Linked DNA regions of Homo sapiens: all the other regions are linked to region 3. The links are chromatin loops, found by intact Hi-C in ENCODE. Cell type or tissue: heart right ventricle. All regions are shown on one strand.

Region 1 (8,000 bases), 82 kb before region 3:
AAGGCTGGGATAATGAACCTGCTTGCAAGCCTCTCAGCAGACAGCTTCTTCATGCTCTTGCCATTCCTTCTCTTGCAAAAGAAGGCGGTGGTTCTGGGGTGAAGAAGGGGGCCCCACCCCACTGTCTCATCTAGGTGAAGTCCTCAGGCAGCGGGGAAAGGAGGACTTGAGGCATAAGGAGTGAGTTGCAGGTGACTTCGGGAACCTGGTGCCCGTGTCCATGTCTTACTAACTAGTTGTGTGACTTTGGACAAGTTACTCCTTCCCTCAGTGCCGCTGTGTCCTCATCTGTACCAATGATACCCGCCCCACAGAGTTGTCAGAATTGTGAAGCCCTTGGAACGATTCTGATACATAGCAGGCACCACCCGAAGTATGGCCATTCTCAGTATTTTCCACAAGCCTTGGTTTTTCCACTGGGAGTGCATGGAAACCCAGTTAGGAATGCCACACCAGGGTGCTGCCCATTCCTGCGGAAAGCAGTGACCCAGGCACCAAGATGGGCATGATTTGATGTGGGCATGGCCCTGGCGGAGGAGTCTGTCCCAGAGACCTGGTGTGGGTGAGGACATCAGTGGGAGATCTTCAAGCTGGAAGCAGGGCACTCCTGCCCAAGCAGGCAGATGCACACCGGCACCCCACTCCAACTCACCCAGTGTGCTCAACCCCGAGACTCAGCAGCTGAGTGTGTGAAGGGAGTCAGCGACCAGATTGAAAGCACACACACACGTACACACTTGCATACATACAACTCACAGATATAGATGCTTGCACACTTCACAGAAATACACACACCTCACAGACACACATACCTTATAGACACACACCTTATACACACAGCTCACAGACACACACACGGCTCACAGACACACACCTCATGGGTACACGTACCTCATAGACACACAGCTCACAGATGCACACACAGGCATATCTCACACACACACATACTTTATAGACACACACCTCACACACACAGCTCACAGACACACACCTCATGGATACACACACACAGACTTTATAGACGCACAACTCTCACACACAGCTCACAGACATACACCTCATGAATACACACACACACACTTTATAGACACACACCTCACGCACACAGCTCATAGACACACACCTCATGGATACACGTACCTCATGGACACACAGCTCACAGATGCACACACAGTTCACAGACACGCATACCTCACAGACACACATACTTTATAGACACACACCTCACACATACCTCACACACACGGCTCACAGACACACACCTCATGGATACACACATACCTCACACATATACATTTCACACACACACCTCACACACACGTCTCACAGACACACATCACAGACACACACATCTTATGCACATACCCATCACAGACATGTACACACCTCACACACTTCACACACACACACCTCACACACAGACCTCACAGACATGTCGTACAACTCACACATACCCTTCACATACACACGCACCTCACACACACACATTTCACACACAGACACACACACACACCTCACAGACATTCCCCGCCCACCACACATACGCACAGATGCAGACTTCAGCCACGTAAGAACCCATCTCTAGCCCGATGGGTCCCAAGAGTCCACACAGCACAGCAAAGCTCAAACGTATTTGTTCATGCGCCAATCTTTCTTGAACACCTACTCTGGGCTAGGCGCTGTTGGAGGAATGGCCGGAGACGAAACATGAAGATTTCATTTTCGTCAGGGGGACAGATGTAAGAAAAATGAATAAGCAAATTATATTGTACATTACAGGGAATTTAGTGCTATGGAGAAAAGTGAAGGAGGAAAAGGGATTGTCGGGAGGCTGTAATTTAAAATGCATCCTTCACGCCTTCCTAGGGTCCCCTTTTCCGACAACCCAAGGCCAAGATGTGAGCTGAAGGCCCGCAGGCCCCAGTCTAAGCCACTCTCCTCTGAGTGGGATGGGCTGGGGACAGCAGCCAGAGTTGGACATTTGCCTGGTGCCTGCTGGACTGGCTCCTGCAGCTTCTGTCAGGGTCCCCAGGAGCTGGCGTCCCTGCAGCGGGGCGGGCAGGCACCCCCCAGAGATCTGTTGCTCTCTAACTACAGTGTGTCACCCTCCTCGTTAACTATTCTCATCCTCATTACAGGGAAATGTCCTCGCACTCAAACACAACCACCACGCAGCGCAGTTCCATAGCCCCGCGGAGAGACAGGACATTTTTCTGGAGCTGCTGGAGAGAACAGTCAGAGAAGCCTGGGGAGGAAGAGTTGATGCCTTCTGGAGTTTCTTGTGGCGGGTGGTGGGTGGTGGGGGGAGCCCTTTCCGGGTGTCAACTTTTTCTTTCCTCTCTTCCCCCAGCTCCTGTTTTCATCCTTACCAATGAGAATTCAGCTAATTGTTTACTCCAGGCTTGTGCCTGTCACCAACTAACCCAGGAGGCCCTCAGAGCCAAGCCCTGCCCTTTGCCTCATTCTTTGTAACTGGACACCTGCAAGAGTGCTGGGCACACAGTAGGTGCTCCATAAATGCTACTCAAATGGATAAGTAGGATAAATAAATGCAGAGTTTGGTAGTTCAAGGTTGGGCGCAGTGGCTCACGCCTGTAATCTCAGCACTTTGGGAGGCCAAGGCAGGCAGATCGCCTGAGGTCAGGAGTTTGAGACCAGCCTGGCCAACATGGTGAACCCCCCACTCTACTAAAAATGCAAAAGTTAGCGGGTGTGGTGGGCACCTGTAATCCCAGCTATTTAGGAGGCTGAGGCAGGAGAATCGCTTGAACCCGGGAGACGGAGGTTTCAGTGAGCCAGACTGCACCATTGCACTCCAGCCTGGGCAACAAGAGTAAAACTCTGTCTCAAAAAAAAAAAGAAAAGAAAAAAGAGTTTGATAGTGCAGAAGTGTGGCCTATTGCCTGAGGCCCACAGGTGGTGCAGTGGGACCCAGGAAGGGTGAGAGAGAGACAGGAGCTTCCCCATCCCTCCCTCAAGCAGCTGAGCTCATCTGGAATCATAGTCCTTGGAGTTCCACCATTATAGAATCTTTCCTTTGTGCTAATGATGACCTCTTCCTCCCAGGGCTCTCATTTAAAAGACAAATGTACTCCATAATGTATTTGGTGATCTGTGGTGTGGTGTGAAATGACCTGAGGCAAGTCCTTGAACTCTCCTGGGCCTCAGTGGCCTGGTCTGTCTAGTGGGGACATGACTCAGACCTACCCCAGGGTTGCTGCCCTGGTTCCATACTTTTCCATGTATTACCTCCCTCTGCGGAGCTAAGTCCCCATCCTAGGGGCTGCTCAGTGAATGGTGGATCATGTCAATATGTGAGGCAGGCAAGTGTGTCCTCTGACAGGACGTGTCACTGAGGTGATACCGGATGAAGGAAGAATCTGCTTGACTGATCCTTTTCCCCAGGGCTGGCTGGCCTTGGCTTTGTGGAAGAGACTGGGGTAGGTAGGGGTGGGTCTGGAAGGCAGGAGAGAGGAGAGCGGGGGGACTTAAAACCTCAGTCATGGGCTTGGCTCCTGTGAAGACAAGGCTAGGGCCAGCATCTGGGTGACTGGCAGGGAGAAGTGGGAAGGTGAGGAACGGCGGGGACCAGCAGGTTTACTTCCCGCCGCAAGCGATGAGCACAAGGGAGACAGCTAGAGAACAGAGCCCTCAGAAAGTTTCCAGCACATTCCTGCTAAAATTAGCCCCAGCTTGCATACGCAACTCTATATTTAAACCAGCGGCCTGTCAGAGTCACTGTGTTGTGCCGCCAGCACACGCCTGCGGGTTTGGGGCCCGGTGCCGAAGCAGGGGTGCAGGCAGCATCCCAGGGCCTGAGCGAGCCGCCCTCTGCCTACCCACGCCTGCTTGTGGAGAGTCACCCGGGGGTGCATGAGTGGGCGGGCGTAAGTGTTGCTCCCAGACAGTATGTGAGGCCTCCTGCCTCTTGTCCCCGCTCCAGGGGCAGAGCCCCAGCAGGACAGACGGACACAAACACAGGTACCGATACAGCCACATGCAGAAGGGACAGGGCAGACAGGTGTAAAGAACACTCTGGGAGAAAAGGGAGGAGAAAGAAGACAGCGATGGAGAGAGGGGAGAGGGCAGAACGAATAAGCATCTGTGGAAAAGGCAGGAGGGAGGGAAACAGATTCAAAGACAGCTTGACACGCAGGTGGTATGCCCCACACTTGGGCTGTCCAGGAGATGGCGTGGGGGTGGGGTCTCAAGGGGAGCTCAGCCTCTCGAAAGAGCCTTAGCCTTCTGACCACCAAGCCACCCACACTCACACTCTCTAAGGGCGAGGGGAGCCCAAGCTGCTCCCCTGCTTCCCTGCCTGCTGCCCGGCCCTCTCTAGGGAAAGCACTGGCTGATAAGAAGCCACATTTTACCCGAGGCTTGGAACATTAACTTCGACACTGAAAAGGGGATGTTTTATTACCCAGGAATATTTCTGCATCTCTTCAGAGATCTTGCTCGGCCCCCACCCCAGCAGCAAGCCTCTTTTGACAATTAAACCCAGCTCTCTCTGGTTAATCCTAATGATCTAGCCCTGTGTAGGCCCCAAAGAGGGGATTTTATACGTGGGCAAGTGTCTCCTTTATCCTGTGTGGCTGACCCCTCTCCCTTGCCTACCATTTTGTGTGAGTGCATGTGTGTGTGTGTGTGTGTGTGTGCGCGCGCTGCCGTGTGCATGTGCGCATGCTGCGGACAGGTGGGGCGATCCCTGGGCCCTCCCACCAGGCCCTTCCTGCGGCTCTATTCCCCTTTGGTTGCGGACCTGCAAGGATCCTCAGAGAGCAATCAGTCTCCGATAAAATGACAGATGGGACAACTGAGTCTCAGAGAAGGAGCGTGACTAGCCCAGGATCACTCAGGGAGTTCACGGCTGATCTGGGCCTGAATCCCTTTTTCCGTACTTTCCCGTGTGTTATTCCCCTTCTGCAGAGCTAAGTCCCCATCCTCCTTAGTGTGTGCCTAGCTTGGACATCCCTTCTCTTTGAGACCCAGTTCTAACTTCCAGGCAGGGTGAACAACTGTCCTGGTTTTCCTGTGACTGCCCTGGTTTCAGTATTGCAAGTCTGAAGCTCAGCACCGGAAGCTAGGATGGTTGACCGCCCGATTTCCAGGTCAAAAGGATGACTCCTCTTCATGGGCTCCCAGAAATATTCAATGATAATGCCTAACATTTGCTGACCCTCTCTACATGTTAAGCACTGCTGTTCTAAGCCCTTAACACAGATTCATTCATTTAATTATCTCAATAACACTTTGAGGTGGACACTGTTGACCCATTTTACAGATGATAAAAGGGAGATAGATAGAAAGAAGTAAGACAGCACACCTAGCTGAGAAGGGGAGAGGCAGGATTTAAACCTGAGTGCTTGGGTCCCAGGAGAAGCACTCTTAGCCACTAGGCTATCCGATCCTCTCTTAGAGAATGCCTGTTGCGGTTAGTACATAAGGCTGTCTCCTTGCTCAACCAAACTCAGCAGGGCAAAGTCCCATGTGTCCTTAACCTCTGTGCCTGGCACAGTGCCAGGTGTGTGATAAGCACTAAGCATAATTTTGTTGACTGGGTCCATGCCTGGCCTGCCCTCCACTCGGCTGGCACTCATTCCTTTCCCTTGTCCCATACCCTGGGCCTGTCATCTAGAGGGCCCCTTCTCAGCCATCTTCTTTGCTCCTGTTTGGCATCTTCTCAGCTCCTTAGCCCTATATTCCAGTGTCTTGAAAGAATCTGCTTTCTTGTGAGCCAACAAAGTTCAGAAGAAACCCATGCACGTGTTCTGAGAGGTTCCAGACTGAGTCTTTGGCCTGAGGCCAACCCAGCCCCGCCCTCTCTGCATGGCCCCAAGATAGGAGTGCCCCAGATTCTAGCAGCAAGACCCTGTTGGCGACCTCTGGCTTCTGGGGCCTCTGTTTCAGCCACCCTGCTCCCGTGTGGGTGCAGCCCCCACACAGGGTTATGGGTGGTACAACTCTTGCGGTTTACTCTGTTTCCAGAAACCCTTAGTGAAATTACAGCTTTAATTAAATACAGCTGGCTGTATGTTATACTCTGTATAATTATCACTTAGACAAAAGTTCAAACAAAGTTTATTGTAAATTCTATTTGACAGAAACAACTGGAAGAGCTGAGGGCTATTGGCCTGCCTGAGTGACAGAGAGGTGGAGCCACTGCTGCTCAGTGGGAATGGAAAGAAGGAGCCCTCTGAGGGATACAGGTGTGCATGGGGCATTTGGGAAGACAGCACCCTGGATCCAGGTCAGACTAGGTTGCCATGTGATACTGGACAAGTCCCTGCCCCATCTCTAGGGCTCAGTTCCCTTCCCTGGGGTAGAGAGGTTTCATTTCTCTTGCAGATATTGACTGAGAGCTACTATGTGTCAGGCACTGTTGTAGGCCCTGGAGCTCGGTGGCCAACCAAGCAGATAAAAGTCCTGACTTCAGCTGGGCTCAGTGGCTCAAGCCTGTAATCCCAGCACTTTGGGAGGCTGAGGCGGATGGATCACCTGAGGTCAGGAGTTCGAGACCAGCCTGGCCAACATAGTGAAACCCCATCTCTACTAAAAATACAAAACATTAGCTGGGCATGGTGGTGCATGCCTGTAATCCCAGCTACTGGGGAGGCTGAGACAGAATTGCTTGAACCCAGAAGGCAGAGGTTGCAGTAAGCCGAGATCGCATCATTGCACTTCAGCCTGGCCAACAGAGCCAGACTCTGTCTCAAGGAAAAAAAAAAAAAAAAAAAAAAAGTCCTGATCTCATGGAAGCTTAAAGGCAACCAATTCATGCATAAATAAATGTGTAATATAATGTCAGGTAGCAATGAGTAACCTGAGGAAAAATAAATCAGGGTAAGGCGAGAGAAAGGGATAATGGAAGGGTGAGGAGCACTATTTCAGGAAAGGAACATGAAAGGTGACATGAAGCAGGGATCTGAAGAAAGTGAAGGAGTTAGCTGTGGTAAAATAAGGAGGAAAAACACTCCAGGCAGAGGGAGGAGCCTGTGCAAAGGCCCTGAGGCAAGAACCCATTCAGCATGTTCAAGAAAGGGCAAGGAGGCCAGAGTGCTTGCAGTAGGAGAAGGGAAGAAAAAAGTGGTAGAAGATGAGGTCTGAGGGGGGAGTGGAGCACAGAGCATGTAAGACCTGGCAGGCCTTAGAGAGGACTTTAGATTTTATTCAAAATGTGATAGAAGGCCACTGTGAGGTTAAGAGAAGGAGAGTGACATCATGATCTGATTAGGATTAGATTCAAAGTAGGATCACTAAAGCCCCTCCCAACTCTGACTTGCCCTGACTCTAATGCCCATTGCTGAGGAACAAACCACCTCAAAACTTAGTTGCTTAAAACAAAAAATTTATTATTAACTCTCACAGTTCTGTGGGTTGACTTGTTCCAGCTAGGCAGTTCTTGCTTGGGGTATCTCACCTGGTTCCCAGGTAGTAGCTGGAATGGAGTTGCTTGAAGGCTGGATTGGGTGGGATGTCCAGGCTCTTCTTCACTAACATACCTAGCATTTTAGCTGGGGTAGATGGAACAGCTGGGTGCTTGGCCAAGCATCACTTTCTCTTTCTTCCTGGCCCCTCCACATGGCTAGCTTGAGCTTCCTCACGGCATGCTGGGCTATGGCGAGTTGGACTTCCTATATGGTGTGTGACAGGGACCCTATCAAGAGACCCAGGCAGAAGCTGCAAGGTCTAGCATTAGAAGTCACACAGTGTCTGGCCGGGCACGATGGCTCATGCCTGTAATCCCAGCACTTTGGGAGACCAAGGCGGGCAGATCACGAGGTCAGGAGATCGAGACCATCCTGGCTAATGGGGTGAAACCCCGTCTCTACTAAAAATACAAAACATTAGCTGGGTGTGGTGGCATGCGTCTGTAGTCCCAGCTATTCGGGAGGCTGAGGCAAGAGAATCGCTTGAACCTGGGAGGCGGAGGTTGCACTGAGCTGAGATTGCGCCACTGCACTCCAGCTTGGGCGACAGAGTGAGATTCCGTCTCAAAA
Region 2 (8,000 bases), 220 kb before region 3:
CCATGGCCTGAAAAGCAGACAGACCAAGAGATACAAAGAAGAGAAAGAGGTGGAAAAACGGGGCAATGGAGGAAGGCTTCTCCCTTCTCGTCAGCCTCCTTTGATGTCTTTGCTAAAATCCCAGCTACAGAGAGATCTAATTGCAAATGAACTAATTAAGTAAACCTCTGACGAAGCGTGAAAACAATTTGTTTGACCCTGATGCTGCAAGGGTCTGGGAGACAGCGGAGTTAATCAGTCAGTGACAGAGCCTGGCACGGCTGTGGCAGCTGGCCGCCTGCTGCCAGCCGCCCGTCCACCTCCCGCCCTGCCTGTCTGCGGCCCTCAGCCTGTCACTCGCCATCACTCCCCGGGGCTGAGGCTGGAGGGGAGCAGGGGAGGGTGGGGGGAGGAGTAATGCTTATGTTTGTCCTCTCCTTCTCCTACCCGCACCCTGCGCTGGGGATGGAGTCAGGGGAATGCAGGCCCAGAAATATAGACAGGGTAGGGAGTGGGTGATCAGGGAGTCCGTGGGGGGCAGAGAAAGAACTAGAACCCTCTGGAGTGAGGACAGTAGTACAGCTAGTGAGGAGGGCTCCCAGAAGGGGCAAGCTAGTGGGCAGGGTTGGGGGAGAGGCCCTGTGGGGAAAGGCTGCTGGGGGAGGGGCTGGGGGTGACACCTACTTGATAAACTGGCCCAGGTCTTCACACAGGGTCTCACAGCCTGGCCACTTGCACTCTCCGTGTCCGTACAGGGGGTGGGAGCCGGGGGTCTCCTCGTGGGAAGAGCTGGGAGGACAGCAGGGAGGTGGCCGATCAGGGACCCTGAAGACCCCAGCGGCCCTGTAGTCAGCTGAGCACCAGCTCCCCTGCTGGTGACATTTCTGCCCCAATACAGGTTTCCCAGCGGCCAAGCACCATCTGTACACCCCGGGAGAGGGAGTGGAGAGGGAGTGAACCTCCGGTCCGTGGGCTCCACCCCCTCCCTCACAGTCAGCCCTCATGGGTGGGGGGCCAGGTCTACCCCCAGGCAGGCCTTTGATGCCCCTCCCAGCCTGGACCCCTGTACCTGTCTCTCCGAGATGTGAGCACAGTAGGCTGTCCGTTGGGCAGGGTATGGTGGGAGAGGGGGGGTGAGACCTTGGGGGGAGCGGCAAACGAGGTAGCGGTGGCGGCCGTGCCAGTGAGGTCCAGCCCCTCCTGCTTGACGCTGTCCTCGGCAGGCTGCCCGGGGGCACCCTCGCCCTTCCACAGCTGGGGCAGGTCTGTTGGGCAAACAGCTGCTGTGGGAGAGACAGGGGAGGCTGGCAGGGCCCCACGAACACTCGGCTTTCTACCTGGCCCCAAGAACAGGGGCTGCCAGCTGTTGCGTACAGGCAGGGCTGTGGGGTTGGGGCTGGGAGGGGAGGAGTGGCGGGTGCTCACCTTGCGGAAGGGTCTGGAGGGGCCCCGAGGCTTGGTTGGGCTGCAGGCTGACCAGCCCCTGCCTCTGCAGGTTGAGCAGGTGCTGCTGCTGCAACTGTTGCATTTGCAGGAGCTGCTGCTGGAAGGCCAGCTGCTTGTTCCCCAGTGCCTGGTGAGGGGCCCGAGGGGGCGGGCAGAGAGGGGTGCCATCAGCTTCAGGCATGCCATCTGGCCCCCACCCCGCGGCCACCCCCTCCCAGGGCCTGTCAGCCCCTGGAGCTGTCGTTGTGGCGTCTGCAGCTGCAGTGTCTCTGCTCCCGGCCCAGCTTCCATAAGGCTGCATGCCTCCTCGCAGTAAACACACGCATGCACGCACGCACGCACGCGCGCAAACACACACAGCCAGACCCAGACACGCAGCACGACGCCCTCCCTCCTCCCGCCTCCCTCCTTCCGCTGCTTCAGCTCCCTGCACCGCAGCTGTGCACGCCTGGGGGTGCCTCATCACAATGATCGATGAGCCTGTCAGATTCTGGGGGCCACTCCTGCCTGGAGGGCACCCTTCCCACATGCCCGGGGTGCCCCCTTCTGCTCTGGGGAGGGAGTTTTCTCTCCCCCAGCTCTTTTCCTCTCTTGCTTTTTAGATACAGAGAATCAAGGAGTCTGACGGGACTCACTGGGACCCAGGCTCGGAGAACAGTCACATCACCACTGCCCAGGCGCCCTGTACTCGTTGGCTCACCCACTCTACCTACCCCCACCCATTCAGTTCTTCACACAGGCACTGACAAGTCAGGCTGTCAGCAAGTCTCTCTTGAGCCCCATGAGCCAAGCATGTCCTGGGTGGGTTGAGAGGCAGAGATGTCTCTGCCTGCCTGCTGGGGGTGGGAAGCATGGGGTAGGGTGGGGGCTGGCTATTCAATAGAGAGACACAGGATAAACTTAGCCTAGAGATTTACCTGCTGATAACACAGCAATTACAAGACTGCTGAGGGGGAGACTGGGGGTGCTGGAGAATTCCTGGGTGTCAGGGCAGCCTTCTGGGAAGAGGAAACTTAGAGCTTGGGGCTGCGGTTGGGCAGCAGGAGAGATGCACAGGTCTGGGACCCAGGGGAGAAGGGCCTCCAGGGCCTGGTATAGAAGCTCCGATGGGGTAGGGGATGTAGGCTGGGGAGCTCTGAGAGGAGACCGAGGGGTGGCTGGGCAAGTCATAAGAAGAAGGGGAAGAAGCTGGGGGCAGGCTGAGGTAAGGGGAGGTGGTTTGCTGAGGGACTCAGAGATTCGCAGGACAAGGAGGGGAGGGCTGAGGTGCTGGGTCACAAAGAGACAAGGGGGCAGGAAGATGGTGCGACCACAAGGCACATGAGCGTGGCCCGGCAGACACCACACACGGGGGTGACACGTACACACCTGTCTACACCCATGTGCACAGAGACAACAACACGAGGCAAGGAGAGAAAGAATGAATGGGGATGAGGGGAGATGGAGACACGTAAGAACCACCATCCCCATTTCCCCCACACTGATCCTTGGTCCCCTTCCTCAGCCTTTTCTAGATTTTTCTACTATTCCTGCAAGGCAATTCCCTCCTGACCAGCTCTGGACACCCAGCTCTGGGCAGGGGGTGAGGGCGGTGGTGGGCCCTGGTACAGCCCCTTACCTCTTTGGGCTGCGGTTTCCCAGCCTGCTGCTGGGTGAGGAGCTGCAGGTGGAGCTGCTCCTGCTGCTTCTTGTAGTACTCCTGTAGCTGGGGGGGTGGAGGAGGGTTACCACTGGCAGGGTACTGCTATCCCCACAACCCCAGCCCTGTCCCATCTGGGCTCCTGGGGGCAGGAGAAGGGAGTTTCCCTAAAACATGGTCTGGCTTTCCCCAGTCAGCCTGGAGGGGCCCTGAGCAGGGTCTGGGTGCGGAGGGAGGGAGCAAGGGATGGAGGAGTTTCATTCCCACAGCTCTGAACCCTCCCTGCTTTTGGTGGATCTCCTGAGCAGGTCACAGGGGACAACGTGCCAGAATGTTCCAGTACTTTGCCCTTCCCTGTTCAGGAGATAGAAGTGGGGCCAGCATGCAGGGAGGGAGGACCGGGGAGTATTGTGGGGGCAGGGCCACCATAAGAGATGCCTGACCTTTGACCTCTCCCCACTACCCTAGAGGAATGCAGATCAGTCTGGCCTGAGCAGTCTCTCTGGTTTCTGGGACAGCTTGGGCCCTTGGTGAGGTGTAAACAGGGTGGGAGGAGCCAGGCCAGGCAGAGGAGGAGGGACCAGCTGCCCTGGGGCCAGACTCACCTGCTGGAGCATGAGGGCTTGCTGCTGCTGGAGCAAGGCCTGCAGCTGCGGGGGCGACAGGATCTGCTGCATCTGTTGCGGGGTAAGCATCTGCGGCGACATCATGGCCACCGACACAGGCACCTGCAGGATTCGGCCCGTTAGCCCTGTCCCCTGGACCCCAACCCAGGAGGAGGCACCACCCAGGGCCCCACTCTCAGCGTGGCAGAGTGGCTCCCAGGGAGGCTGCCTGGGTTCCAATTCTGGCTCTGCTGCCTGCTGGCTGTCTCTCTCTTTGGACAGTGACTTACCTTCCTGTTGTCTGTTTTCTTTATCTCTAAAACGAAAACAGTGATAGTACCTACCTATTAAGGTCACCATAAGGACTAATCAGTGAATACTTAAAACAAGGCCTGGCACACAGCAAGTGCACATAAGGGTTGGCTATTATCATAGGACGGGCTGTCCTTAGAGCAGGAAGATTAGGCTGTAGTGACACTGGTCAGTAGAACCCATGCTTTGGCTGGTTCCCCCCAGTAATGGGGAGGGACAGCATACCAGGCCACCCATAGTCTCACGCAGTCTATTTTGAGACCACTTCCTGCAAGGTAGGCCTGGCTGGGAGGGCAGTCTACAGCATGGGAAGGATTCAAAACGTGGCCCACCTTGCACGAGGACCTGCACTTTGTCTCCTCTCACACACCCCGGCACACCTGCCTGGACGGCACACACAGTGGCCAGAGGTGAAGCCCACAGAGCGCTCTTGGTGCCATCCTGGTCCTAATGTGTGTGCATGTGTGTAGCTATGTCTAGGGTGGGGTGGGAAGAATGGCAGGCAGGGAGTTAGCAGGGCAGGCTTCCGCTCCTAACTCTGCACTGAGCTGGCTGTGTGACTCTAGCAAGTCACTTGCCCTCTCTTATGTTTCGGTTTCCTCAAACATAAAACATAAGAGACTATGCTGTAAGAGATGATTCCTTCTAGGCTGGAACATTCAGGATTCTCAAAGTAGAACAGCTTTCTACCCCCTGCCCTGGGTCAGGCCTCTATAGAAGGCCCAAAGAATCCAGCTACAGGGAAAAGATTCAGAGAAAAGCAATGACATCATTCTCTTCCCAGCCCCACCTCCCCTGAACCCCCCAGGCTTGTGCAGTCATGGACAGGCAGGTCTCAGCTGCTATTTTGTCTTGTTCCTGTATTAGCAGGACAGGTGCTCTGATGGGGCTGTCTGCCGCCCCCTCCACTCTGTGACCCCATGCATACAGGACTCTTCTCTAATTTCCTCTCTCACTCCCAAGTTGTGGCAGAGTGCCTGGCACATGGTAGGTACACTAAGTGTTAGCCCCCCTGAGCTGAAATGCCTTCCCTGGCACCTCAGAGGCCCCTCTGCCAGCCCGGAAGCAGGAAGGGAAGGTTACAGGGCTAGCCCAGTCAGAGAGGAGTGCTGTGTAGGGACTTGTCCTAGGCTGTGACAGGCTAGGTCCTCAGGGGACCCTCTCCCAAGCCTCAGCCTCACCTGTGGGGTAGGGGAGGAGGAGTTGGATCTCTTTTCAATGCCTGGCAGAGGCAGGACTCAGCCTTGAACCACCCCTTAAGCCATGGATTAGGAAATCCCCAGGCAGAGAAGCAACCAGGGAGGTACAGTGAATCCAAGGACATTGGGGAATCCCATGGCTCCCAACACCTCTCGCTCACCCCATCACTGGCGGCTGTCCCTGCCCCTGGGCTTTACTCCCCTATCCCAGCCCATCTCTATCCACATGGGCCTGGGAGGGGTAACACCTAGCTCTTTAGTCATGGGCATACCATGTGAATGAAGGCTCCAAGAGACCTCTAAGCCAGTGGGGGATATGCCCTTAGGAGTGTTTTTTGTTCTTTGTTGTTGTTGTTGTTTTTTAACCTCATTTTTACCAATGAGGAGACCAGGAAAGTCTGGTGGCCTTAAGTGGCAGGGTTGGGATGTAAGCTGAGGTCTGCATACTCCATAGCTCCCAGGGTTTTCACATCCTATGCTGCCTGCCCCACCGCAGGGCAGGTCTTGGGAAGGGTTAGGGAGAGAATGTGGAGGTGGGACGTCCGGAGGCTGAGGGGGCTGATGAGGCTGAGATCCCAAAGGCTAACTTCCTACTCTACGGTTGTATCCTAGAAGGACTCTCTGAAAGCCAGGCTGCAGGGGTGGATGTGGTGGGCCTGGGGTTGGAGGCAGACAACGGCATAGACCCAACTCCAGAGCCAGCCCCTAAGTCTGTTGTTGGGTGTTCCAGAGGCAGCTGGGGAGGCTGCTCAAAGAAGGTGGGTTTTGCCATCCAAAGACATGGAACAAGTACCACTGTCCTTTCTTTCCTCCTCCCAAGGGGGTGCCCAACAAAGAGAGGCATCTTGGTGCAGGTGAGCTCAGAGCCCTAGATTTCTGGGTCAGGTGACCTTGGTTTTTGTCCCTGATATTTACTAGCCTTGAAATCACCAAGCCTCACTTTCCCGGTCGGCTAACTGGGATTTGGGGCACCTGCCCTCCCTGCATCATTAGCAGACGTTGCTGACTGCTTATTATGTGCCCAGCACGGCACTTGGCTAAGCCCTTTACACGTGTATCTCATGGAATCTTCACGGCAACCCTGTGAGGATGGTGCCATCATCATTAACATCTCACAGATGAGATGGGAAAACTGAGGCCCAGAGAGGTTAAATAACCTGCCCTGACCCTGACCCGGAAGGGACAGTGGGAGCAGGGGTGAAAGTGACTTGTACGCCATTAAATTCTATGTAAACGTGAAGAAAATCACTTTTTAAAACATTCTGGATTTTCCCTTTCCCCTCCTTCTCTGTCTCCTCCCCTGGTGTGCCTTAGGGTGCTGCCTGACAAAGGTCACTGAGGACCAAGGCACTAGGCCACTCATTCTCACTGCTGTGAGAGCTGAACTAGAGACGAACGTGGCCCGCAACAGGAAAGACTGAGACCAGACACTCAGAAGATCTTTCCAGGCACCAGGACTGTGAGTCACTGACAGGAGCATGTGAAAAAAGGATGTGGCCTTTCCTTCCTCGGGCCTTTCTTCCTTGGAAGCAGGGGAATGGAAGAGATGACCTTGGAAGGCCTCCTTGGCACTTGCTTTTCCTGCCACTTGGCTGAGCAGCTGCCTATGGAGGCTGCTACAGAGATCTGGATGGATTACATGGTGTGCACTCGTCTCGAGGTGGCCCACTGGGGTCACAAAGGGTCTGGGAAGTGGCTGCCGCATGCTGATCTCCTGAGTTGGTTGACCTCATCCACCTCTCCTTGTGCCCCTTGGGGGTCTGAGAACTGAGCTGGAGCTCCTCTGGTGTCCCGCTGGCCCCTTGCCAGGCTCAGATGCCTCAGGATGGGCGCTCTGCAGCTAGCAGGCTCAGCAGGGCCCATGAGTCACCATCTGGAGAGTAGCTGGGCAGCTAAGTGCTAACTTAAGCCCTGGCAGTGTGAGCCCTGGGCCAAACGCCGGCAGCTGCCTCCAGCCCCTCCCTCAGGGACCCTGCACCCACCCATGAATACAGCGTGCTCGGCTGGACGGTCTGACTGGAAGGAACAGGGACAGTGCCTGACACACAGGAAGCTTATTTGAGGGCTGAGAGTGGGAACGAATGCAATTTGGTGCCAGGGTCAAGAACCCAAATTGTCTCTTGAGTATGGGGTCCCTGTGAGTGGGGGGCAATGTGGGGAGATCAGGCCAGAGTTTGGTTTGGCTTAAACTCTCCTGCAAATGACCAGAAGTCCTCAAACTAATCCTGGGCTGCAGCTGCAGCAAGGAAAGATAGCAGTGAGATATAAAGAAGAACTTCTGAAAATGCCAGATGGGGATGGACGAAGCCAAGGCCCCAGCCACCTTTGCCCCCATCATGTCCTCAACTCTCGGCCACCTGTGCTGCCTTCTATGATAGGTCTCTCCCTGGTGGGGTCCAGGCCTGGAAGGAGGGCCCCTCACTAGGCTGGAGCTGGAGACCTGACAATAGTTTTGGAAACTCTTCTGAAGCTGGCTCTGGAGGAGAGGGATGGTGAACGTGGCTGGGAGGTGCGTGGGCAGAAAATCCTGCTGGGGAGCAGAGCAGCGTTCTGTGGGGAGCCCTGGGAAAGGAGCTGCGCTTGATCTCCCTTCATTATCCACTGCACTCAGGCTCAAGATGCACTCTTCTGCTCGGGTGGGGAGCCCAGTCCTTGCTCTCCCCTATCCCCTCACCAATCTTGAGCTCATAGAAGAACATTTCAAGGCCCTGGGCCCTACTTCAGGACAAGGATCTGACCTCCTTGGAGATAATAAACTTAGGAATAGGGGCAGAAGGCAAGGAAGGTATTCAGGGTTGGAGAAGAAATAGAGGGATCAAT
Region 3 (8,000 bases):
GCCAGCGCCGACGGACGACCCCGCGAGCACGGAGGCCGGACCCGGCCGATCCAGCGCTAGAAAGGGGTCAGGACTGGGGGCGGCCAGGCGAGGTGGTGCTGCGAGCGCCCGCACTGGGAATGTGCCCCGGTGCCCCAGCGGCCGGGATGGGGGAAGGGTCGTGGCGGGCCCAAGGACTTTCTACCACGTAGGAAAACAGACTTTCTCCTGCCAGAGTTATCATACCTTAGCTTTGACCTTGCCTGAGCCGGGGCAGCGAAGCGGTTAAGCTCTTTGGGTTTGGTGTTTGGTCGCCTTGGGTTTCAGTTTCTCCTCCTCGGTTTTTAGCTCCACGACCTTGGTCAAGTCACCTTTGTGACTCAGTTTCCTCGACTCTCAAATGGGTATAGTATAGTGCTTTGCTCCTTGAGTTGCTGTCAGGATTAGATGAGACAATGCACCCTAGCGCAGGAGATGGAACTTGCCAAGTGCTTAGGAGACGTCAATTCATTTTGTGGGGGCTGTGGCGCAGGGTAGGTGGGGTGGGGGTAGCCAGCAAGCGTGGGGCCCACAGAGAAGGGGCTTGAGCTGGAAACCCATGACTCCCAAGCTCTGGGGAAGGTGCGGGCTGGGGAGAGTTCTGAGCGTTTTGACATGAAATGAATAAAATGCAAATGATATTCAAAGCAAGATGCTAATGAGGATCTATTCTTTGAGCGTCCACAGCCCCGGCAGTGCCCATAATAGTGGCGGGGCTGGTGTGAACTCGAGGATGGGCAGGGCCCTGCAGTGTCTCGAGTGTGTGTGTGTGTGTGTGTGCGTGTCAGCGCGCGCCTCCTCCGGAATGTGCGTAGCCGGCTCCGGGTGTGCTCGCGCCGACATGAAAATGAGGTCAGGGAAGGTCGTTCCACTCTGCAGCATAAATCAAGGAGGAGAGGAGAATGGATGTGAGAGACAGTCCCCGGAGACCGCCCCGAGAGAGGCAGAGCGAGGGAAGAAGGAGGAGAGAAAAGTTCTGCGTAGAATAGGCGAGAAGCGGGCCCAGGCGCTCTCCCTCCCCGAGCTTCCCGCCCCGATGGCTGAGCCGCGGCAACACCGCGTCCTTAAGCCCCATCCTCCTCCCCCATCTCCTAAACCTTTAACTCTTTTTTCTTTCTTTGCCCCCAAACTTAAATGTTCCTCCTCTAAGCGCTCTTTGTGTGAACAGTGAAGCTCCTGCCCCCAGCCTCCCCGGGAACGTGTAAGTGCCCACGCGCACACACCAGTCGCACGCGCAATCGCACACTTGTTACACGACTGCTCAAGCCGGGGCTCGCGGGGGAGTCCTGCGGGGATCAGAATAAAATGTTCCAGAGAGGGCTGCTTTCCGCCGTCCCCCTGCCCGGCTACTGCGGCCCGGGTGCGTGCTTTCTCCACGCAGTCCGCGTCTGTGGCCTCCCCAACACTCTGCTACCGTCGTCCCCCGGGCTCTTCCTGCTCTTCGCCCTCCGCCGGCCGCCCAAGGAACACGCAGCTCCAAGCCAGTACTTCCCTGTGCGCTGTCCTGAGACTCCTCTGGGGATATCGGGAGGTTCCGGCTGCCCTAGGCCGGAACACAGGCACAAGTCCGGGGCGATCGCTCTCTGGGGAAGCAGGGCCAGCGTCCCAGAGCCCAGGGTGAGAGAGGGAGAGGGATGTCGGTCTAACTACCCAGCATCTTCAAGACACCAGGACACTAGGACCAGAGGGAAGGATGCAGGGAGCAGGGCTGGGGAAGAGGAAGCAGTGCATAGAGGAGGCTGTCCCGTCTCTCTCTCTCTTTCTCTCTCTCTCTCTCTCTCTCTCTGTGTGTGTATGTGTGTGTGTGTGGGGGGGGGGTGGGGGTTCCTACTGCCACTCCAAGAATGGGGAGAAAGCAATGAAGAGATGAGCTGCGCCTACGGTCTGTGCTCTGGGCCCAGATCAGACTTACCTGCTGCCGTATTCTCTTCACCACAATGAATAGCAGCAACAAGATGATGCTGAATGCCACACAGTAGGCACAAAATAAGCGCACAATACATATTGAATTAAATTTACCAACAGCTGTCACTATCACGATCCTTCCTGAGTCTCCACAGCTTGTAGATTAATTAAGTCATTCACTCATTCCACAAATACTTAGCAAGTACCTATTAAATGACTGAGCAACAGGAAGACAAGATCCCATCCCTCAGGGCGCTTATACATTCCTGGGTCAGAAAGACAGGAAACAGATAAACACAGTCACACAACATGGTATCAGGCAGGACAGCCCTTTGTGCTGTGAAGGAAAGATGAAGTGGGCCAGAGAGGAACTTGGGGAGGAGACAGAGACCCAGAAGAGAATGAGCCATGCAGACTTCTGAAAGGGCAGGGTCCCCGCGGAGGGAACTGCAAATGCAGTGGCCTAAGATGTGGAAAGTGCCTGGAATGGAGCTCAAAAAGGAGGAGAGAGGGTGGAGGTGAAAGGGAGGGTCAATGGAAAGTCAGGAGGGTCAGATTCTGTAGCGTTTTGTAGGCCATGATGAGGGAGAGAGTGTCTTGAATTATATACTAGGTGTGATGGGAAGCCAGTGGATTTTTTTTTTTTTTTTTAGATGGAGTCTCACTGTCTCCCAGGCTGGAGTGCAGTGGGGCAGTCTCGGCTTGCTGCAGCCTCCACCTCCTGGGTTCAAGTGATTATCCTGCCTCAGCCTTCCCAAGTAGTTGGGATTACAGGCACCCGCCACCAGGCCCGGCATTTTTTTAACAAAAATTTTTTTCAGTAGAGACGGATTTCACCATCTTGGCCAAGCTGGTCTCAAACTGCTGACCTCAAGGGATCCTCCCATCTCAGCCTACCAAAGTGCTGGGATTAGAGGCATGAGCCACCGTGCCGGGCTGGAATATTTTTTTAAAAAGAGAACGATGTGGGTCAAGTGTGGTGGTTCATGCCTGTAAACCCAGCACTTTGGGTGGCCGAGGTGGGAGGATCACCAGCCTGGGCAATCTAAGGAAATCCCATCTTTACAAAAACTAAAAGGTTAGCAGTCATGGTGGTGCGCATCTGTAGTCCTAGCTATACTGAGGAGGCTCAGGTGGGAGGATCGCTTGAGCCCAGGAGGTCAAGGCTGCAGTGACCTGTGATTGTGCCACTGCATTCAGCCTGGGCAATGGTAAAACCCTGTCAAAAAATGCAATTTTTGTTTTCAAAAACGATAAACAAAGACTAGAGAATTTAATTTATCCATGGGTTTCAGGTTTGAGTATATATATTTTTTTATTTTTGAGACGGAGTCTTGCTCTGTCGCCCAGGCTGGAGTGCAGTGGCACAATCTCGGCTCCCTGCAACCTCCGCCTTCCGGGTTCAAGCGATTCTCCTGCCTCAGCCTCCCGAGTAGCTGGGACTACAGGCACCCACCACCACGGTGGGCTGATTTTTGTATTTTTAGTAGAGACAGGGTTTCACCATGTTGTCCAAGCTGGTCTTGTACTCCTGACCTCAGGTGATCCGCCCGCCTGGGCCTCCCAAAGTGCTGGGATTTACAGGCGTGAGCCACCGCGCCCGGCCCAGGTTTGAGTATTTCTTAATCAATGATCTCCAAATGTTTCCCAGTCCAATGCGTTAAATATGAACGCTTAGGCAAGATTGCTCCGGAAGGCCCGGGAAATACTTGACCGGCTTATGCCCCTCCCACCCCTACTTTTGAGGAAGGTGCCCGGAATGGGACATGGATAGGGTCCCGGAATTGGCCTTCTCCGGAATCGGAATCTGAGCGAGGACTCCGGGATCCCCAGCCTGAGGACCTCCGGCGTTTCCACTCCCTGGCTCCCCGTCCCACCTGTTGCCTTTGCTATGCCTACCCTGGTTCTTTTTCGTGCTATGGAGACAGCGTGGGCAACTCCAGCGCAAGAAGGTAAGATCCGGTGTCTCTCTGGCGCTCCAATTCTGGCGCTCCAATTCCGCTGCTCCTTAGGCGGAGGAATTCTCTCCTTTCCCCCAGTGAGTCTAGTTGTGGGCAAAGCAGGCTCCGTGGTCCCACACCGCCTCCTGGTGGTTATGAAGGATACTGCAGCCGGGGTTGATACAAGATACAGAACTTTTCCAGCGCCGACAGGGGGCGCAGGAAAAGGCTTACGGATTGCCTGGCAGGTGCCAGGTGTTTTGCACGGCGTCTCACTTACTTTATTTAATCAATAGAGTAACTCCAGAAGAGAGAACTGTCATTTCCCATACTATCCAGATAAGGAAATTGGGGCTAAGAGAGGCAATGCACTTCGATTAAGAACATAGAGCTAGTAAAATTGCAGAGTGATTCTCTCACATTCACACCATCTCTTGGTGCACAGAGTGTGAGAAGAGTAAAATATTGGCTTCCATCCTAGGCCAGGAGCTCTCCCTCTCCTTGGCTCTGAAGAATCATCTAGAAAATACCTTTAGCTGATGTACTGAGCTCCCAAATTAGTCTCTGGGAATGTTCCAAGGTCCTTTCTCATTCTCCATTTGAGCCCATTTCAGATGGGTTCATGGGCCTGCAGGTTGAGACCGGTTCAGGGACAGCTGGGAAACTCTATCATGCATGTTGCATGGATGGGGAGTTAGAGGTCTCTGTCCTTTCTCTGGGATTCAGGCTCCTTGAGCAATCTTATCCCTGAAGGTGAAGAACAAGGTGCTTTGTTCTGAGTGGGGCACTCCTGCGACCTCAGATACTCAGACAGAACAAACGAAGAGCATGGAATGGGTGACCACACTGAGTCGACCTCAGTTCTTCTCCATCTTTAATCCCAAGGTCAGGAGACCTCTGCTTGGCATAGGGCTCTTTCCTTCGTGTTTCATTTTCATTAATTAATTTAGAGGAGTGCAGTGACACAATCATGGCTCATTGAAGCCTCAAACTCCTGGGTTCAAGTGATGGTCCCACCTCATCCTTCTAAGTAGGACTACAGGTGTGCACCACCATACCCAGCTAATTTTCAAAATCTCTGTAGAGATGGAATCTCGCTATGTTGCTTGGGCTGGTCTTGAATCCTAATTCCTGGCCTTAAGCAATTCTCCAGTCTCAGCCTCCCAAAGTGCCAGGATTAGTGGCTTGAGCCACTGAGCCCAGCTGGGCTCCCTCTTTATCAGGCATTGGAAATGCTCAAGCTGCTTTTGCACCTGCAGTGGTCAGGCTGGGGAAAGGTCTCTGGGCAGAGCCCCTCCCCTTCTCCTGCCTGAGATTCCACCCACTCCAGTGCAGAGCTGAGAACCATTCTCCATCCTCTGCTGCTCCCTAGTGGGCTGGGATGCAGCTGTCACTGGTCTCCTTCCCACTAGGCTGCGGCCACTTTCTGCCTTCTCTCCTTCCTTCTCCAGAGGGATGCTCCTTCTAGAGACAGCAGGTGTCCTGGAAGAGAGATGTGAAACTTCGGGAAAGATCTGGCTGCAGAACATCCTGGAATTGTGTCCGCATAAACCCAGGGTCATTGCCCCCACCAAACGCTGAATGCCCTGTGAGGAGCCAGAGGAGCCCCCATTTAGCGTGATGGATTCATATTTTAAAAGTAAAAAAGACAGACACAAAATGACTTTGACAATCAATTTTTAAAGCTGTTAACTTTTAAATAATTATAGATTCATAGTGTCCCAATCCATTTGGTGTTGCTGTAAAGGAATACGTGGGACTGGGTACTTTATAAAGAAAAAAGATTTATTTGGCTCACAATTCTGCTGGCTGGAAGATTGGGCATCTGGTGAAAGCCTTAGGCTGCTTCCATTCATGGCAGAAGGCAAAGGGGAGCCAGTGTTTCCAGAGATCACATGGTGAGAGGGGAAGCAAGACAAGGAGGGAGGTGCTGGACTCTTTTAACAATCGGCGCTTTCGGGGACTAATAGAGTTAAGTACTCACTCCTCCAAGGGCATGCATGTATTAATGAAGAATCCATGAATCAAAGGACCCCCATGACCCAAACACCCCCCAATAGGTTCCAACTCCCAACACCATCACACTGGGGATTAAATTTCAACATGAGATTAGGAGGAAACAAACATTGAAACTATAGCATATAGGAAGTTCAAGGGTAGTACAGAGAGGTCCCAGGTAACTTTCACCCACGTGTGGACTCTTGTAGCCCCCGCAGTAATCAAGACACAGAACCATTTCATCACCCCAAAGACCTCTTCCCTGCCATCCCTTGGTGGTCATGCCCAGTCCTCCCTCTCTCAACATTCTTAGCCCCAGGCCACCGTTAATGTGTTTCCCATTTCTGTGATTTTGTCATTTTGAGAATGTGATATAGAAGAAATCACAGAGTATGGCTTTTTTTGTTTTTGTTTTTTTTTTTTTTTGAGATGGAGTTTTGCTCTTGTCACCCAGGCTGGGGTGCAATGGTGTGATCTTGGCTCAGTGCAACCTCCATCTCCCGGGTTCAAGCGATTCTCCTGTCTCAGCCCCCCAAGTAGCTGGGGTTACAGGCACACGCCACCACACCTGGCTAATTTTTGTATTTTTAGTAGAGATGGGGTTCACCATGTTGGCCAGGCTGGTCTCAATCTCTTGACCTCGTGATCCGCCCCCCTTGGTCTCCCAAAGTGCTGGGATTACAGGTGTAAGCTGCCGCACCCGGCCTTGTATGTCATCTTTTAAGACTTTTTCATGCAGCACAAATTCCTTAAGATCCATTCAGGTTATTGCATGTATCAATTGTTCATTCTCTTTTATTGCCATGTAGTCTATGGATGTACTGCAGTTTAACTGTTTATCTGTTGAGAGACATCTGGGTTGTTTCCAGATTTTGGCTGTTATAAATAAAGCTGCTATGAACGTTCATTTACAGGTTTTTACGTGTACATAAGTTTTTATTTCTCTGGGATAAATGCCCAGGAGAGCAATTGGTGTTTCTTATGGTAAGCGTAAGTTTAGTTTGTTTTTTTAAAGTAACTGCCAAACTTACGGATGTAAAAAATACGAAACTCTTATACACTGTTGGTAGTAATGTAAATTGGTATAGCCGTTATGGAAAACAGTATGGAGGTGCCTCAAAAAGTTAAAGATAGAATTACCATGTGATCCAGCAATATCTCTTCATGCTATATACCCACAGGAAATGAAATCAGTATGTTGAAGAGATATGTACGTCTCCATGTTTATTACAACACTATTTATCATAGCCAAGATATGGAATCAACCTAAATATCCACCAACAGATGAATGGATAAAGAAAATGTACATATACACAATGGAATCATAGTTACCCTTTAAAAAGAAGGAAATCCTGTTATTTGCAAAAACATGAATAAACTTGGAGGACATTATGCCAAATGAAATAAGCCAGGCACAGAAAGACCACTACTGCATGATCTCACTTATATGTCGAATGTGAAAAAGCCAAATTCATAGAAGCAAGAGGAGAATGGTGGTTATCAGGCATGGGGAGTGGGGAGAAATGGGAAGATGTTGGTCAAAGGGTACAAAGTTTGTTAGGTAGGATGAATAAATTCCAGAAATCTAATGTACAGAAGGGGAACTATATTTAAAAATACTGTATTTTATATCTGAAATTTGCCAAGAGAGTAGCTTTTAAGCATTCTCATCACACACATGTGAAAACGATAACTATGTAAGGTAATGAAAATATTCATTAGCTTGATTGTAGTAATCAGTTTTACTATGTATATCAAGCCATCATGTTATACACCTTAAATATACACAATTTTTATTAAAAAATAAATTCTTAAACTATTTTCCAGAGTGGCTTACCATGTACACTCCCACCAGTAGTGTGTGAGTGATCCAGTTGCTCTTCATTGTCACCAGCATTTAGTCTCATCACTATTTTTTATTTTAGCCATTCTGACAGATATGTGCTAATATCTCATCATGGTCCTACTTTGCATTTCCCTAATGGCTAGTAGTATGGATATCTTTCCATGTACTTATTTGCCATTGGTGAAAAGTCTTTTCATGTCATTTGCCTATTTTCTAATTGGATTATTTGTTTTTTTTTACTGTTGGGTTTTGAGAGTCATTTTTATATTGGGAATTTGAGTCCTTTGTGAGAT

The links. A loop is a pair of places that touch in the nucleus more often than their neighbours do. Peaks named below come from ENCODE experiments on the same cell type or tissue, not always from the same donor. Only the 100,000 strongest peaks of a DNase experiment are listed, where the experiment ranks them.
Region 1: it touches region 3 in a loop (6-fold over the local background); 35 of 110 quality-filtered maps call a loop at or near these places.
Region 2: a loop joins it to region 3, with 5 times the contacts of the local background. A loop is called at or near these places in 100 of 110 quality-filtered maps.

What each region holds. Positions count from the first base shown.
Region 1 is chr6:41,447,459-41,455,458 of GRCh38, reverse strand. It overlaps LOC112267957 (a long non-coding RNA gene), which reads left to right. Exons shown (of 3, transcript XR_002956346.2): 3 at 2,139-2,570. Among named protein-coding and RNA genes, the nearest start is that of LINC01276, 51 kb to the left of the region's middle. RefSeq lists an enhancer at 2,566-5,444. In heart right ventricle, no CTCF peak of the experiment used is centred here; a DNase peak (open chromatin) is centred at 3,678; H3K27ac peaks cover 3,288 bases.
Region 2 is chr6:41,580,561-41,588,560 of GRCh38, reverse strand. It overlaps FOXP4 (forkhead box P4), which reads right to left. Exons shown (of 17, transcript NM_001012426.2): 4 at 3,670-3,792; 5 at 3,044-3,130; 6 at 1,405-1,552; 7 at 1,049-1,262; 8 at 664-768. Among named protein-coding and RNA genes, the nearest start is that of MIR4641, 14 kb to the left of the region's middle. RefSeq lists enhancers at 3,137-3,716, 3,717-4,296, 4,297-4,876, 6,523-7,024. In heart right ventricle, no CTCF peak of the experiment used is centred here; DNase peaks (open chromatin) are centred at 3,410, 3,634 and 4,207; H3K27ac peaks cover 2,515 bases.
Region 3 is chr6:41,365,096-41,373,095 of GRCh38, reverse strand. No RefSeq gene overlaps it. Among named protein-coding and RNA genes, the nearest start is that of NCR2, 33 kb to the right of the region's middle. RefSeq lists enhancers at 904-1,857, 3,137-3,637 and a silencer at 2,299-2,499. In heart right ventricle, CTCF peaks have their summits at 1,484 (motif pointing left), 3,840, 4,047 (motif pointing left) and 5,239 (motif pointing left); DNase peaks (open chromatin) are centred at 1,477, 4,015 and 5,242; H3K4me3 peaks cover 1,613 bases; H3K27ac peaks cover 1,072 bases; H3K27me3 peaks cover 5,805 bases.